Linked DNA regions of Homo sapiens: region 2 is linked to region 1. Evidence: chromatin loops called from intact Hi-C (ENCODE). Cell type or tissue: mammary epithelial cell. All regions are shown on one strand.

Region 1 (8,000 bases):
GTTTGGTGTAATTTCAGAGCTTTTCAGGAACACATGAAATTCTGGGTTAACAGGATTTTTTGGAAAATCATGATTTCATATTTTGATTAGTTGAGGATTCCACAGAAAATGATGTAAAGTGTAGAAATTAGTTCTGTTTCTGCCTCAGGTCAGCTCCGGACACATAATTATAATTATGTTGATTCTTAAAGTGACTCAGGTTGTCTTTGTTGACATTTGGTCTCTGTTTAAAAGCATACATATAGAAAATGGATTAGGTGACTTTGTCCTTACTGTAGAATGTATTCCAGAAATTGTTGCTTTTAAAATTTAGATATGCTAGAACTTCATGTCTTGTAGTGTATTTTTTTCTCTTCAAACGGATTGGAGATCAAACAAACCTGGTTAAATGAGGGTACTTGTGCTGGGTGTGGTGGCACGTGCCTGCAGTTGCAGCTATTCTGGAGACTGAGGCAGGAGGAGTGCTTGAGCCCAGGAGTTTGAATCCAGCCTGGGCAACATAGTGAGACCTTGTCTCAAACAACAACAACAACAAAGTAAATTAGGGTACCTGTTTGGCTAAATTTATACTCTGTGGAAATTTATTTTTTTGTCGTTGTTCATTTGGATGGATTATGTTGGTATTCTTTTTTTCTTGGGTTTATATTCAGAAAATTATCTTTTATGTTTGATGATGCCACATCTAAGGATAATATTGCAGCTTACTATTTCCTAATCAAGCTTAAGATCTTAGTAAAGTAGGAGGTAGGAGCTGTCTGTATGAGCTAATAACCTGTTTTAGTCTTTTAGGTGGGAAGCTAAAGATACCCTATTATCTCCTCCTGTTTTTAATATTGCCTTATTCAAAGCAAAACATGACTGATTTACAAGGCAAGTAATTGGCAAGTCATAAGACAGTTTTTTGTGTGTGAACAAAATAGATACGTAGTATTTGGAGTGCTGTTGCTGATAACAGTAGCTAATGTTTATAGCACCTACTGTATGTCAGAGATGATTAGATGATTTACAGATACTATCTGTAATTCTCACAAGAACCCCACAAAAGTAGCTTTTATTATTCCCAATTTACAGATAAACTAAGGCTTGGAGAGGTTGCAACTTGCTCAGAATCATAAAATTTATAAATGCATCTAGGATTCCAACCACATTGATGATATCCTCAATATCAGTATGAGGCAGTAGGATGAGGTGATGAGGCAGTGGGATGGGAGCTCTCAGTAGGTCTCTATGAACTGTATTCTTCAAGTCCCCTGGCTGTTGCCATGCCTTTCAGGGTCAGTGTTTTGTTATTTCTGAAGGCAGGGCATGGAAAAGAGATTCTGGGTCTTAGAAAAGTGTAAAATGGCTGTGATTGCCGTCTGCATTGGTTTCCTCTTACAGGTATAGTAATGGTCCTTCCCAAGCCTTGGACATAGCCTTTAAGATGTTCGGAACATTCTTCTTAGCCACTTTCTTTCAGCTCATCTTCCTGTATCTCTTTGAGTCACTTGCTTTTCATTGGTTGTATGTTTCTTTGCAGACATGTTCTCTTATGATAACCTCTTTTATTTCCCCAGCTGAGAGTAAATCTGTTTACGGATAGTTGTTGTTTGCTTAATACCACTCTATTGATTAAATGCATTCTGCCACAGTTCTCATTATTTTCATAGTCAATTCTGTTTAGAAAATGCAGTCTCTATAAGTCTTTCATAGAATATATTGTATGTTCGTTCCCAATTAGGATTCTAATATCCTGAAAAATGTTTGATGTTTAGTGACACATGACCTTATTCTTCAGAAACTGCATTTTGGCTTCTTAAATGCACAAGGTAGGCCTTCCAAATGTTCACTTGAATCCTCTCTTTTTTAGTAATCTGAGAACATCTAACACTAAAGACAAATGAAAGCTAAAACATTATCTGATATACTGTTCTGGTTAATCACTGCTAAATTAATTTGAGTCATTTTTTTCCTCTCATCTATGTCTAACCGATATTGAGCTCTTTTTAGAGAGTTAGTTCAGTTTTTTTTAGAAGGTATGTCTGGATGGTTGCTTTTCATATATATTGCCAATCTGAATTATCTGTTAGCCTTTGAAATACATGCTTCCTTTGGGTTTTAATCTATTGCTGTTATTTGCCTGATATTTATAATTAGTAATGAATGACTGTGGAAGATAGCATATCAAAACTTGGAATTTTAGAGACCTAGTTAGTATTTGTTGGCCTAGAATAAGCCCAGAGAGAGTTGTTTTAAAATCATGAGGCTTTTAGCTAAGCAATTTAAGCTTTATAGAATCATTGCTGACGATATTCTTTACAGTAGGAAAACAAACACTTTGAAGCCAAATTTGATGGAGTGAGTTGTGTAAACATGTATCTGTACCATTAATGTACTTTATGAATTCATTTTGATGCATTTATGTATCAGTCTTAGATTTTGGAAACATTTAGTGTTTTAAATGCTTACTCATTTACTGGGTTTTTTTTTTTGGAAGCCTCAAAATCTCTCCTATTATTACCCAAATACCTTGACATAATATTACAAAGCTTAAATAGTTAAGCAATAATAAAAAATAAAAACAAACTTAGAAGAAAATGGTAACCGATTATATTTAGTCACAGGGTCCCCCTAACTTCTTTGAACTTGTTGCCCTTTCACTGTCAAATGTAACACCATATCCTGTCAGTCCCTCCATTTTCCAGGCTGCTTCACTCTTTTGGTCTTACTTTGCTCTCTAGAGGCCCTGCTTTTATTGAAGGGCAAAGGATTTATGTTATGTGAGCAATTTGGACTTTTGATGATGCTTTTAGCTGTGTTATCCCATGGCTTCATTAATATGGCTCCTGGTACCTAGCCCCTTGGGAATTGTTAAGTTACAACAGATGATCCATTCATATTGGCTTCAGTCCAGCTTACAGGAGCCTATTTAATTGATACTTACTGGTAAGGTTTGTCGTTTTAAAAATAAGTAATAAGGGTATGCTGGGAACTGGAAAACAAGGGCTATGAACTGACAGATCGGGTTTGGCTCCCAATCCAACTTCCTCACTTTAAAAACTGTGCAGATTTCTCAATGGCTCCAAGCTTTAGTTTTCTTGTCTGCAAAATGACGATGAGCATACCTGTCTTGTAGGTATTTGGAGGATTAAAGGAGATGACAAACGTAACCACTTAGCACAGTGCCTGGTACATGCTGGGCATCTGCCACGCACCACGCACTGCGTACAGACTCTGGACACACAGCAGTGAACAAGGCTGGGCACCTGCCATCAAGATGCTGACGTTCTAATGGGGGCCTCTCTAGCCTTTGCGAATTCACAAAACCATTATTCTGTGACACGAGGGTTTGGATGGATGTTAGGCAGTTTAGCTTGTGCTGCAAAACAGTTTAGAATGCAAAACCACAAGATTCAATGTGGTGATATTAGTATTCTGTACATTGAAGGTGTGTAAGCATACAATGGAATATTTTTATCCAGATTCTATGCACTTTCTTATTCTGTGAAAAACCACAGTGCTTTTTAATCATAAAACTGGAAAAATATGTTTGAAAAGTATATACTGAATTATCTTGAACTTCCACTAGAGGGTAGTATAATCCTATTCCTTTATTGAAGTTCAAAATGTTAAAGCCTTGTCTTTGAATTTTCTCTTAGTTTATTTTATATGACCTATTTTTAAAAGACTGTTCCCTTCATCTAGAACAGAAGATTCTGGGTTTTGTTTTTGTTTTAAAATTTTAATTTTTTTAAGAGACAGAGTCTCACTCTGTTGTTCAGGCTGTAGCATGGTGATGTGATCATAGCTCACTGCAGCCTCAGACTATTCCTGGACTCAAGCGATCTTCCTGCCTCAGCCTCCCAAAGCTCTGGCATTACAGGATTGAGCCACTGTACCCAGCCAGAAGATGCTGTTAACTCTTAGATAAGAATTCTTAGATATAAGAGAATAGCAGCCGTATACTGAGTTTGTGTTTTTCTTTTGGTTTGACCTAGCCTGATACAGTATTATTTTGCTTTTTTCTGTACAGAATTTTAGAGGGCATCTAACAAAGAGATTATCATAGCTCTGTCAGTTTTTCATGGACTAGATTATCAGATGTCCAGGTTCCTTTCTGAGGCTAGACCCTTCAAGAGGCACATTAATTCTCTTAGACACCTTTTAGGCTACTACATAGATCTCATTTGTTCCATAATGGCTTTTGCAAGTTAATGTACTTCTTAAAGTTTCCTTATTCATACCATCATTACCTTATTACCTTAGTACATAAAAGTGTAACGTAAGCATTTGAACAGTCTTGTGGTCTTTCAGTACCTGGCCTCTGTGACCTATGGGTTTGCAGCCAAGGAGAGTTCTTTGTTCCATAAGGCTAATTATTTTGTTAGAAAATAACTCATTAAGTGGGAAATAATTTTAGTGTGCTGCTTCATTCTTTATATATCAGTGGTTACACTACAGATGATATGTATTTGAAACAAATGGCACAAAGAAAAATTCCAAACAGAATTGCTTTTCCTCTGGGACGGCCTTCTTGCAAAAATTTGTGAAGCTCTTTTTTGCACAGCTGTCAGGCATTCCCAAATGGCTTTTCACAATAAAATTCTACCTATCTCTTTCACTGATCACTAAATGAGACATATGCGGTTGTTATAGCGAGCAAAATGGTGAGGCTTGAGCTTCTTGTAAAGGTATATTTGTGTCCATGGAGGCCTGCTAGTATTTTATGTATATGCATCCTAAGTTGGTTACCAAATGTACTCATATATGCAACTTGTTTTGCAACAGGAAATGAGCAGGCTGTGACAGGGAAATTAAATTTCTGCTAACTTAAATTCAACATAAAATATTCGGAATACACATTACGTATGTACTTGTCATTATTATATGAAGAGCTTTTTTAAGTTTAATATAAGGGGATGAACCTTTATTTTTTTCAATGCAATTATTTTATATTTTGTTACTGATTTCAAGTCTGCTAAGTGTTAAAATGGAAAATTTTCATCATTTCTTCTGTTTTAAGTCACTGATAATGTGACCTGGTTTAATATACTAAAAGTATCATCATGTTGTTTAATGTTTTCTAAGTTCTCTGCTCATGTTTATTCTTTTACAAAATTTGGCATAGTCTCTTAATATTTAAACTAGATGACCATGAATAGTTTTGCCTTCTCAGTTATTTTACATGTTAGAGTAATAAAATCATTCTATCACCAGAAATTATTCTTTATTGAATTCAACAGACAGGGTTATTAGGGGATAGCAAAAAAGCAAAAATACAGTCTGCACCTTTAAGGCCCTTACTGATTCCTGAGAGATATGAGAGTACACAACTGGTTGGATGATATCAGTCAGAATGTGAGTCCTGTGTGAGGCTGAAAGGTCTGGGGAAGCACAGAAGAGGAAGGGAGCCCTGTGGGAGGAGGGCGGGCTGCCACTGGCCTAAGCCTGAAAAGACAGGCCGGGGTTAGGGACAGGCAGAGGCAAGGAGGAGGAGGCACCAACGCTCAGTACTCCTCTTGTTTTGCTGTAATGTAGAATATGTGAAGGAAAGAAGTGAAGTAAACAGTTTGTGGCCAGAGAGCAGTAGCTCTCTGAATGATAAGGAGTTTAACTTGAAAGGGCTGGGGAGCCTGTGAAGCTTTTTAAAGGGGAGAACATAAATATGAATTTGGTGTTAGCAGTAAAATGACCACGGACTATTTCAAGCATTTTTAGTCTAAATTTGTCATTCAGCACAAGAGCATGAGGCCGTCCTATTCAGAAGTATGTACAGTTTGTTTCTCATTAGGAATTCCAGGTTGATAAACCACTCACATGTTTTCATCTGGTCCCCACGTTATTAACAAAAGAGTGACTAGGGCAGCAAGTACAATTTGTACCTAGAACAGAATTTCTGTCTGTGAGAAATTAATTGGCCTGCCTAGAGATCAACCTCATTTAAGTTCCTGGCCTCATTAGCTCTGTAGTCAACCAACAGAGCTAGAATCTAAATGGAAATTGCCATCTGTCCAGATAAAGATTAAAGAGGTAAAAAGAACATACACATTTTCCAGCATAGAATAATTGTTGGCTCCATTACATAGTTTCTTTTCAGAAAAATCATTTGAAATTTAATTCCTTTTACCTGTAGGAGATCTTAAGTCTAAGACTATAGCCTGGAAAATAACTTATAGGTGTGTAAGTTTGTAAGATAAAAATGAAAATGTTGTTGACATTTTGATCTAATAGATCCATAGATCTTGTTTACATCATGATCATTACTGGTCAATGAAATTATTAGTTTTCAATCACTTTTATTAAATATAAAACTTAGCTAATCTAAAAATTTTCTCTATTTTTTATATTCAAACATTAATTATTTACTGTCAAGTATTAAGTTTAGGTACTTCGGCTCATTTAATCCTTTTAACAGCTTTGCAAGATATGTGTTGTTAGCTCTCTCTTCACAGACGAGGTATCACATTGCATCTCATCTGGCAGGAGCAGAGCTGGGTTTTTAAGCTTGTGCTTCAAAGCCTAGCTCTTAACCCGTCCCCCATATGCTAAGCATACATGCACGATACTGAATGCACCAAGTAGCTTAGAGTTAAATGGAGTCTATATTAAATTTAACTATTCTAGTTTTTATCACTAATCAAAATGAAACAGCCTTTTAAATAATCCTATTAGCTATGATAGTGTTTTATACATTTTAAGACCATGTCAGACTAGTTATAACAGAATGAGCTGAATATTGCTTCTTTAGTACTAGGAGTACTAGCTCCCAAGCTGAATCTCCTAGTCAGTTTTTCATTTAATAAAACAAAAAACAATGTAGGCTGGGTGGGGTGGCTCACACCTGTAATTCCAGCACTTTGGGAGGCCAACGCAGGAAGATCGCTCAAGCCCAGGAGTTCAAGACCAGCCAGGTCATAGTGAGGTCTCGTCTCTACAAAAAAATATATATATAAATGGCAGTACATCATTTTGCCTGATTCCCCCATATAAACTCCTTATGTACCATTTATGACATTCTTTAAAATCTTAAATACAGTTATTGGCTAAAATTTAGATTTTACAAATTGTTTCATTTAAGCGTTCCATAATCACATATAGTAGCTGTTTGATGTGGTCCCTGAAGCTAGATTCAAAAGCACCATGAACTACATTATTATTAGCCTTTTCCAGATTTACCGTGATATATTAATATGATAAAAGTCAGTACCTAAAATGTCTGAAGAAAACTGCTAAACTGCTTGTCATCAAATTTTCACTTTTGAATAAAATGTTATTCCCCCCCGACCAAATTCATGTTTTTAAGCCTTACACCCTAGCAGAGAGGAGAGGGAGTTTTTATAAGCACAAATATTTAATAGAGTTAAAATTTAGGATATTAGAAAGTGTCAAAAAAAAAAAAGGAATAAGACCTACTATTTTATAGCACAGTAGGGTAACTATTGCCAATAATAACTTAATTGTATATTTTAAAATAACTTAAAGAATGTAATTGGATTGTTTCTAACTCAAAGGATAAATGCTTGAGAGGAGGATAAAAAGAGAAAATGTCAACACTTCTGGATTATCTAATAGCTGTTTGGATCAAACAAAGATTAATTAAAAATAAAATCTTCATTAATAAAAATTCATACTTTATTAATTTTTTTTTACTTAATATTATTTTCAGTTCCAAGGTCTCATTCAGGAGACCACATTAAATTTAGTCATCTTGTCTTCTTAGGCTCCTCCTGGCTCTGACAGTTTCTCAAACATTTTTTGTTTTTGATGACCATGACAATTTTTTGAGACATGGTGATCAGATATTTTGTAGACTGTCCCTCAGTTGCAAATTGAGTACTTTGTAATATTTTGGATAACAGTCCTTTATCATGTATGTTCTGCAATGATTTTCTCCCAGTTTCTTTTCTTTTAAAAAATTTTTAAGTATTTACGTATATTTTTTGCTTTTATTATTATTTTTAATTGACACATAATTGTGTATATTTATAGGGCACAGTGTGATTTTTGATACATGTACACAG
Region 2 (8,000 bases), 910 kb after region 1:
GGGAGGAAGGGAGGGAGTTAAATTAAGTTTAGCCCTAAAGCTATCTCCCTACATATTTTAAGTTCAGCCTAAAGGTTTCTCTGTACACAGTAAATGGTCACCCACCTGGACATGTAAACAGACTGTAATCTATTATTGTGCCAATCACCAAATTTTGGCCAATCACAGGGGGCCAACTGTTCAAGCCCTGTTCAAGTAAGGCAAACACCAGATTGTGACCAATCCAGCTGTTTCTGTACCTCACTTCTGTTTCCTGTCCATCACTCTCCTTTTACTGTCCATGAGTCTTCCACCATGTGGCTATGCTGGAGCCCCTCTCAACCTATTCTGGTTCAAGGGCTGCCTGATCCACGAATCATTATTTGCTCAATTAAACTCGGTTAAATTTTATTTGTCTAAGGTGTATCTTTTAACAGAGGGAGAGAAGAAGGAACTTATAGCAACTATCACGATGACAGTCGTATCATGCGTTCTTAGAAAAACAACCCTGAGGGTCGGCAATGGCTTTAGTATACTGAAGGGAATTTATAGTCGAAAACAATTAGTTTTAAAATGCAGCTGCACAGTCAAAACACTTGAAGAACTTAAAAACAATACTGGTGCCTGAGCCGCATTCCCAGAGAGCCTGGGGTGGAGACTGGACATCAGCACTTTTAAAGTCTCCCCTGGAGGCTGCAAAGCGCAGCCAGGGTTGAGAATCACTGTTCTAGATGGATCCCTCCTCGCATCCAGGAACAGCTGTTTGGAATAGAATCTTTGGATGGTGGAGTTTTTCACATGGTGAAAGGGTTGGGAACTTGTGTGGGAGAAGGCTCTGGAAGCAGAAGAACAATGGGAAGAGCTTTGATATCATCCAAGGTGGTCGTGGAGAGACTTGGCTGAAAGGTCCTTCACACCAACCTGGGGATGGGGAGATTTGATTTCATACTCGGGGTTCAGGAAGCAGAGAATTTTCTGCTCTCTACAGTTGAGAGCAGCCTGGGAGGACATCCAGCCTCTTCTACTCCCCTGCTGTGTTTTCTAGGCTTTGTAATCTGCCGTTTGGTTTCCTGGAGTGACCTACCGCCTAGGAAGGGAGCGCCCTGGACAGGCAGCTGGTCTCAGTTCTCCGGCCAGGAATACAGGAGAACCTTACATAACCCTGCAATTGAGCTCTTGGAAAGGAATGGCTGCCTGATGCAAAAATGCTTAATGAGAGGTGAACAATTAATGGAGGATGGGGCTCTGTTCCCAGGCCAACTAGGAGTGAGTGGTGACGGGTGCACAGGGTCTCGGAGTCACCCTGGGGCTGTGCTCATTCCTGACTCATCAGCAGCTCACTCACGACAGGCACATGCTGATGTCTCCATAGTTTGTCCCCAGGCAAGCATTCTGTTTCTATCTTGGTCTTGCCCTGCACACTCAGTTTTGGTATTTTAAAGGATTTGCTAATAATGTTCCTTTAGAATCGTTTTGTGGATCTGTCTTTCCCTTCCTTCTTTCCTTTGTGAGGGTTGTCTGGCATCTTTTTTTTACTCCCTGGCTGGTTATTCACAAACCAGAGGAACAGTCCTCATGTACATCAAACTTACCTCTCAACTCTCCAGGTGCTAAACCTTCTCATGGAGAAGAACAAACTTGACTGCTAGCCCATTCTGCAGCAGAATTCTGAGAGCTAGGGCAGGCTCTGTTACAGGTCAGGAGAATTGGCCTGATTAGAAACCATTTGAGGTAGGGAATGGGGGCTCACACCTGAATCCCAGCACTTTGGGACACTGAGGCCAGGAGTTGGAGACCAGCCTGGTCAATACATGAGACCCTGTCTCTACAAAAAAAAAAAAAAAAAAAAAAAAAAAAAAAATTTTTAGTACTCCGAATAAATGTATCTGTAAAAGGAAAGCCACAGTAATTCAGAGTCATGGTTTATATACCTATTTCACATAAGATGCCACTGTATCTTCTCCTACAATTAATAAGTTGTCTTTTTAGTACAATTCAGGTCTCTTTGCTTTTGGGTCTTAGAAGCCTAATTTTCTAGGCTCTGGCTATCTTTGACTACTAATAATATCATAAAACTATGATAATGATAATAACTCTTATTTATAAGAGTTGATATCAGGCACTGGTGTAAGGGCTTTCCTTACGTTACTGAATCTAATCCGTACATAAGATCAGTGTAGTCAGCATGATTAGTATCATCTCTAGGTTACACATGAGGGAATCAGGGCTTAGAACATCTGAGAAAATCCAGTGACGATAGAGTTTGAATTCAAATTGACATCATTCTGATTCCAGAGCTGATTCTTAGCCATGTCATATTCTAAGTGACGTTGAGATGACACGCATGATCTCATTCAATCATGTGGCTTTAAAATCCATCTATATGATGGGTGAGCCTCAAATTTATATCTCTAACTTAAACCCTCCCCAGGCTTGGGGATGCAACTGCCTGCTGTCATTGTCAGTCCAATTTCTTTCTTTCTTTTTTTTGAGATGGAGTCCCACTCTGTCACCCAGGCTGGAGTGTAGTGGCACGATCTTGGCTCACTGCAACCTCTGCCTCCTGGGCTCAAGCAATTCTTCCACCTCAGCCTCCTGAGTAGCTGGGACTACAGGTGTCTGCCACACCCAGATAATTTTTGTATTTTTAATAGAGGTGGGGTTTCACCATGTTGGCCAGGCTGGACTCAAACTCCTGACTTCAGGTGACCCACCCGCCTCAGCCTCCCAAAGTGCTGGGATTACAGGCGCCCAGCCCCTCAGTTGAATTTCTAACAGGCACCTCACACCTAAGCTGACCTAACAAGCTTGTTCTTGCCCCCTTGCTCTCCCTGCTCCCTCAGTAAATTTGTCTCCATTCAGTTACTCAGGCCTCGATGAAGGAGTCACCCTTGACTCCTCTCTTTCACAGCTCACATGGACACCATCAGCAAATCCAGTGGGATGCCTGTATTCAGAATCCATCCACTCCTTCCCTCCTCCACTGTTGCTGCTCCTCTACTGTCTGTTTTCAACACAGATGTCAGAGTGAGTCAGCTTTTGTCACTTCCTTGCTCAAAATCTTATCTCATTCAGAGAGTTCCAGTTAGTAAGTTATCATCTTTCAGCTCCAAAGCCTTCCTTCAATACTTGATTCTATGCTGGGCCCCTGAACACTGCATTTCTCCTTTGTTGGGCTCCTTGTTGCACTCAGCCAGTAGGGGTTGCTAGAGAGGCTCCTACTCTTTCCCATGGGTATCCTGTCTGCCTGTGGCTCCTGTGTGCAGCACCCCAGTACTGCTGCTTCATCTTGGCAGCAGCAGTTTCTTCCTGTAGCAGCTGTTCAATCTACGTTGCAATTTTTCCTACACTCAAGAACCAGACTCATTGTGCCTTTTTAGGGCCACAGCACTGACTGCCATTGCCCCATCTTTGAGGTTTGGGTTCTAGCCCCATGGGACTGTTTTCTAAGCTTCTAAATTTTAATTATCCGACAGCCCCCTTTTTCTTCTGCCAGCCCCAGGGGTGGAGCTTCCTGAAGTTGTTATACGAAAGACACCTTAGAGTTGTCTTTTTACTCTTTCAGTTACCTGGTTAAGACTTTATTCCTAGAAAATTATTCTTTATATTAAATTAGCCGTGTTAAAATAACTGGTGTGGCTTCTGTCTCCTGGTTAGGCCCTGACTGATGTGCTGAGTTAAAGGTGAAGTCCTTAAAATGGTTTGCAAGGTTGCAAGCGATCTGGCTTCCGGCCACCTCTCCTGTCTTAGCTCCTTCCACTGTCACCGTCATTCCTCGCTCCTTTTGGCCCCTTGCTGTTCTGTAAACACACCAATCCCTCTCCTGCCTCACAGTCTTGGCCCTTTCTGATCCCTTTGCCTGAAAAACCCTGCCCTGCAATTCTACATGGCCTCTCTTTCCCCTGCTTGGGTCTTCCTGAGATGTTACCTCTTCAGTGAGACCTTCCCTGACCGCACCACATAATCCACATCCCCCACTCCCCCCACCCCTGCCTGGATGATTTCTGTCCTTCTTAATCTGCCTTGCTTTTTCCATAGCACCTATCACCATCTGATAGTCTGTTTATTCATACTTGATTATTTGTTAATTCCTGTGTCCCCCTAACTAGCAAATAAACACCCCAACAAGGCAGAACTTTTCCTACTTTAGTGATTGCTACATCCCAGACTTTATAACAGTGTCTGGCGCATATAAATGCTTGAAAAGTATTTGTTGAGTGAATAGTAAAATTGAAGTTCTGGACTGTCAGGATTAAGACTGTCCTAGGCCCGGTGCTAGAGGGAGAATCCTAAAGAGGACGCTGGCCTTAGAGGAAAATGGTAATCATGCTTCCCACACCACATGTCAGGGAGAGCAGATGGCAGTGTCAGCTCACAGTTCGCATGAGTTTGGGGTGTACTTTTGAAGACTGAGTAATGTCTTTTCTCTCCCTTCTCCAAATTGCTATTGTTAGACCTGAAAAAGCCTGTAATAAAATTTGGAAGCTACTGAGTTTATGACATCTCAACTTTACCCTCCATTTCCACCCCAAATGGCTTTTGAACTGACACTGAATTGCTGCCTTATTAAATACCATCCTGAGAACTTTACAGAACATTTTAAGTGATGCCGAGCTCCCATGAGCTTCAATCATAATGGAAGAGCCTGGGACCGTTGGTTGTCAGCTTTTTCTTGTCATCTACATGGGGACTGTCTGTGAGGGTGTGTCTGCTGGGTGAAGTGCCACACCTCGCTTCCGAGACGGGGCCTAGCTCGCTAATCCAAGAGGGCTAGCAACATTTGCAAACCAGGAAGAGGCAAGAGAGGACTTTCTTAACAGTAGCAGTTACTGGAGACCTAACTTCTGAGGGTTGCAGGTTGAATTGTCCCTAATTCCTGGGGATGACAGGTTCCACTCTGCCCTGCCAGATTATGGGGACGCTCCCTGAATTACAGTGGCAGCTGTTGGGTTCCACTGCTGCGACTCATCTCTTCAGTCTTGTTGGCCTTGGATCTCAGCCACCCGAGTTTCAGAAGGTGGTAAGCTGGCCAGTGTTCTTGGCCCCAGAACACGGTTGTGATTGGTGCCATGTTAAATGCGAGTAGCAATTATGGCTGCCGATTTGAAAGGAGGCTGAACACGCTGGCTTTCATCGGGTCACCTTTGCTTGGCCACATGAGACTTTCCACTTAGGAAAATGAGGGCTGAATTCTTGATCCAGACAGGCTCTTTCAAGGTGTTGCGTTTCTGCTCTCAGATAAGACAACCCTGTGAAGTTGGGTGCTTTCTGCACTGTCACTGAACTTGGTGCCCTGTGAAAGGAGATTCTCTCTCTTTTTTTTTTTTTGAGATGGAGTCTTGCTCTGTTGCCCAGGCTGGAGTGCAGTGACGCGATCTCGGCTCATGCAACCTCTGCCTCCCAGGTTCAAGTGATTCTCCTGCCTCAGCCTCCCGAGTAGCTGGGGCTACAGGCATGTGCCACCATGCCTGGCTAATTTTTTGTATTTTTAGTAGAGACAGGGTTTCACTATGTTGGCCAGGCTGGTCTCGAACTCCTGACCTCATGATCCGCCCGCCTCAGCCACGTAAAGTGCTGGGATTACAGGTGTGAGCCACCATGCCCGGCTGAAAGGAGATTCTTAAATACACAAAATCCTTCACTCCAAGGGTTTAGATTTTTTGCTCAGTTTTAGCTGCAGACTTTGCTCAGTTTAGAGCTACTAGGGCTTTAGTTTACTGTGCCATATTTGAAACTAAAAGTCTGAATTATGCTTTATTTTTTGCATGTGTTATAGATAGCACGTAATGAATAAGCACCCTCAGAATACCTAGCACCATGTTAGGGAAACACAACGCTGAGGCCTTGGTCGTTGTCCTCAGGAAACTCTCACTGTATTTACGGTCCAAAAGGAGGTCCAATAAAACAAGACTATATATAAGCATTAAAATATCTATAGAAAGTCAGAGGAGAAACAGGTAGTTGTGGATCTGTGTTTGTTGGAGAAGGCTTGATTGGAATGTGAGGTGGCCTTGAGGAAAGAGTGCAGATTTCGATTAATTGGGAGAAGGAGAAAGGCCGGTAAGGCCAGGGGGGCTTGAACAAGGTTTGGTGGCAAGAATCTGTGTAGTATCCATGGTGCTCTGCAAGTGGATGAGCCCTCTCCAAGGGAATCATTAGGAGGGAGATGAGCAGATGGGAAGGACAAAGCATTGGAGGACACCCAATTGGGTTGGGTAGACAGGATATGTGCATAGAAAGAGATGAGCCAGACTGTTGTTTGTGCAATTTAAAATATGAAGAGAAGAAAAGGGAAAAAAAAAAGATAAGGGATATTTGGCAATGTACCTTCAAAGCCAAATGAAGGTTGCCAATAAGAAGTGCTTCAGGACCTCAGCAGAGGAAGGAAACACCCAGGGCAGGATTTGTAGAGGATTGTTGAGGGGGAATAGGTCTTAAGACAAGGGAAAGGAAGGGGGAGAGGCAGGAGAAAGGGATGCATGCAGATAAAGGGGGCCTCAGAGCAAAGTTGACTCTAGAAGGGCTCTGGCTATTCGGTGAAGGAGGAGAAGGGTATTATTCAACCAGGAATGGGGCTGAAGACAAGGTGAGAAGGTCTTTAACTGTTGTTCTGGGGAAGGAGTCAGGGAGTGGATGAAGGACAAATACCAGGTTACTAAGTACCTGTCAGGGCCAAGCTGTATTTGGATGGCAGAAGCCACTGGTGGGCCAGGTCTAGGGGTCACAAGCCCTTCTCTAGGTGTGTTTGTAATTCAAGCAGCCAGGATTGGGTGTAGGTGGGGCTGGCTCAAAGAGGGCCTGGGAAGATGAAGTCTTGGTTGCTGATGAAGGCAGCATTTATACAGCTGAATACAAGGTCTGCCAGACTTCAGAGAGGATTCTTGGGAAATTGGAGGAGACCTGCTGTGTTAGGTGTGGAGGTGGAGCTGGTCTCATGCTGATGAAGTCCTGGGAAGACCTTGATTGGCCAACACAGAAATGAGCTGAGGAAAAGAAATAAGGGAAGTTGGAAGGAGAGTATTTGTGAAGAAAGCAGAATATTAAGTATTTTCTTTGATACTTCTTTATATACAGGAAGCTAGGTTGTCAGCAGTAGCAAGAATAACATGACAATGATGAGATAGCTAACTTAGAAGATCTTGGAACAAACCATTTTCCAAATACCTCTGGGTTTTCTTTGTTCTCTATCCAAACTCATTTTATTAAACACCCTTTGTTAATATTCTGATAGATTTTATAGAGGTCAAAAGAGCAGGGATTAGGCTTCGTTTGGAAACTCAGCTCCCTCATTTCCTAACTCATTAAATGAGTCCAAGTAGGAAACAAGTGCAGATATATTTGGAAGATATTAAAGAGACCTTGGGCAAATTACCTAATCTTTCACCCTTGGTTTTCTCATATGATGACAGTGCCTTTCTGATGGAGCCGTTATGAAGGTAAACATTAGGTTCCAACGCATGGGAACTACAGTTGTGTTAAAATGAGAATTTCCCAGGAGTTCGTGTGTTTCATTGTGAGGTGCTATTCAGCTCTGTCTATTTCCCTCACATCTGTCCTTTCTCTTTCTCATCCCCCACTCACTTAGTAAACATGTCTGCTTGGACCAATGATTGGGAGTATGGCGTGCTGAGCCCTGGTAACGGGAAGTAAGCCAGCATTTTCAACAAGTTGCTAATTATACCACTTTTAAACACAATAAGAGAAGAAGGAATGAACCCCATGAGCTGGGGCCACTTGGCAAGTCCCGATGGTCTTCTTAGGCCAGTCAGGATGTTTCTTAGACTCACATCAGCCTTGATGACGATCTCCTCCCACATCGACTGAGTCAGGGGTCGCTGTGTGCTGAGTAATGCAGTCCTTTGCTGGGCGGGAAGTGGGCAGCACTCTGAAGGGACATGAGAGTGGATGACGGTGAAGCTGTGGGAAACTGCGGGGGAGCTGCACACGCCTGATGCCTGTGTCAGAGCCACGCAGTCTCTGAGTCGTGTTCCCAAGCACAACTCACATCTGTGAAGTACATC

Evidence for each region. Peaks named below come from ENCODE experiments on the same cell type or tissue, not always from the same donor. Only the 100,000 strongest peaks of a DNase experiment are listed, where the experiment ranks them.
Region 2: it touches region 1 in a loop (4-fold over the local background); 2 of 110 quality-filtered maps call a loop at or near these places.

Annotation. Positions count from the first base shown.
Region 1 is chr6:15,619,286-15,627,285 of GRCh38, reverse strand. All of the region lies in intron 5 of DTNBP1 (dystrobrevin binding protein 1), which reads left to right. Among named protein-coding and RNA genes, the nearest start is that of DTNBP1, 40 kb to the left of the region's middle. RefSeq lists an enhancer at 5,432-5,531. In mammary epithelial cell, a CTCF peak has its summit at 3,579 (motif pointing right); a DNase peak (open chromatin) is centred at 5,375; H3K27ac peaks cover 351 bases.
Region 2 is chr6:14,706,425-14,714,424 of GRCh38, reverse strand. The region is part of intron 1 of LOC101928354 (a long non-coding RNA gene); the gene reads left to right. Among named protein-coding and RNA genes, the nearest start is that of LINC01108, 420 kb to the right of the region's middle. RefSeq lists an enhancer at 7,328-8,000. In mammary epithelial cell, a CTCF peak has its summit at 3,178 (motif pointing right); DNase peaks (open chromatin) are centred at 1,304, 3,094 and 7,844; H3K27ac peaks cover 3,976 bases.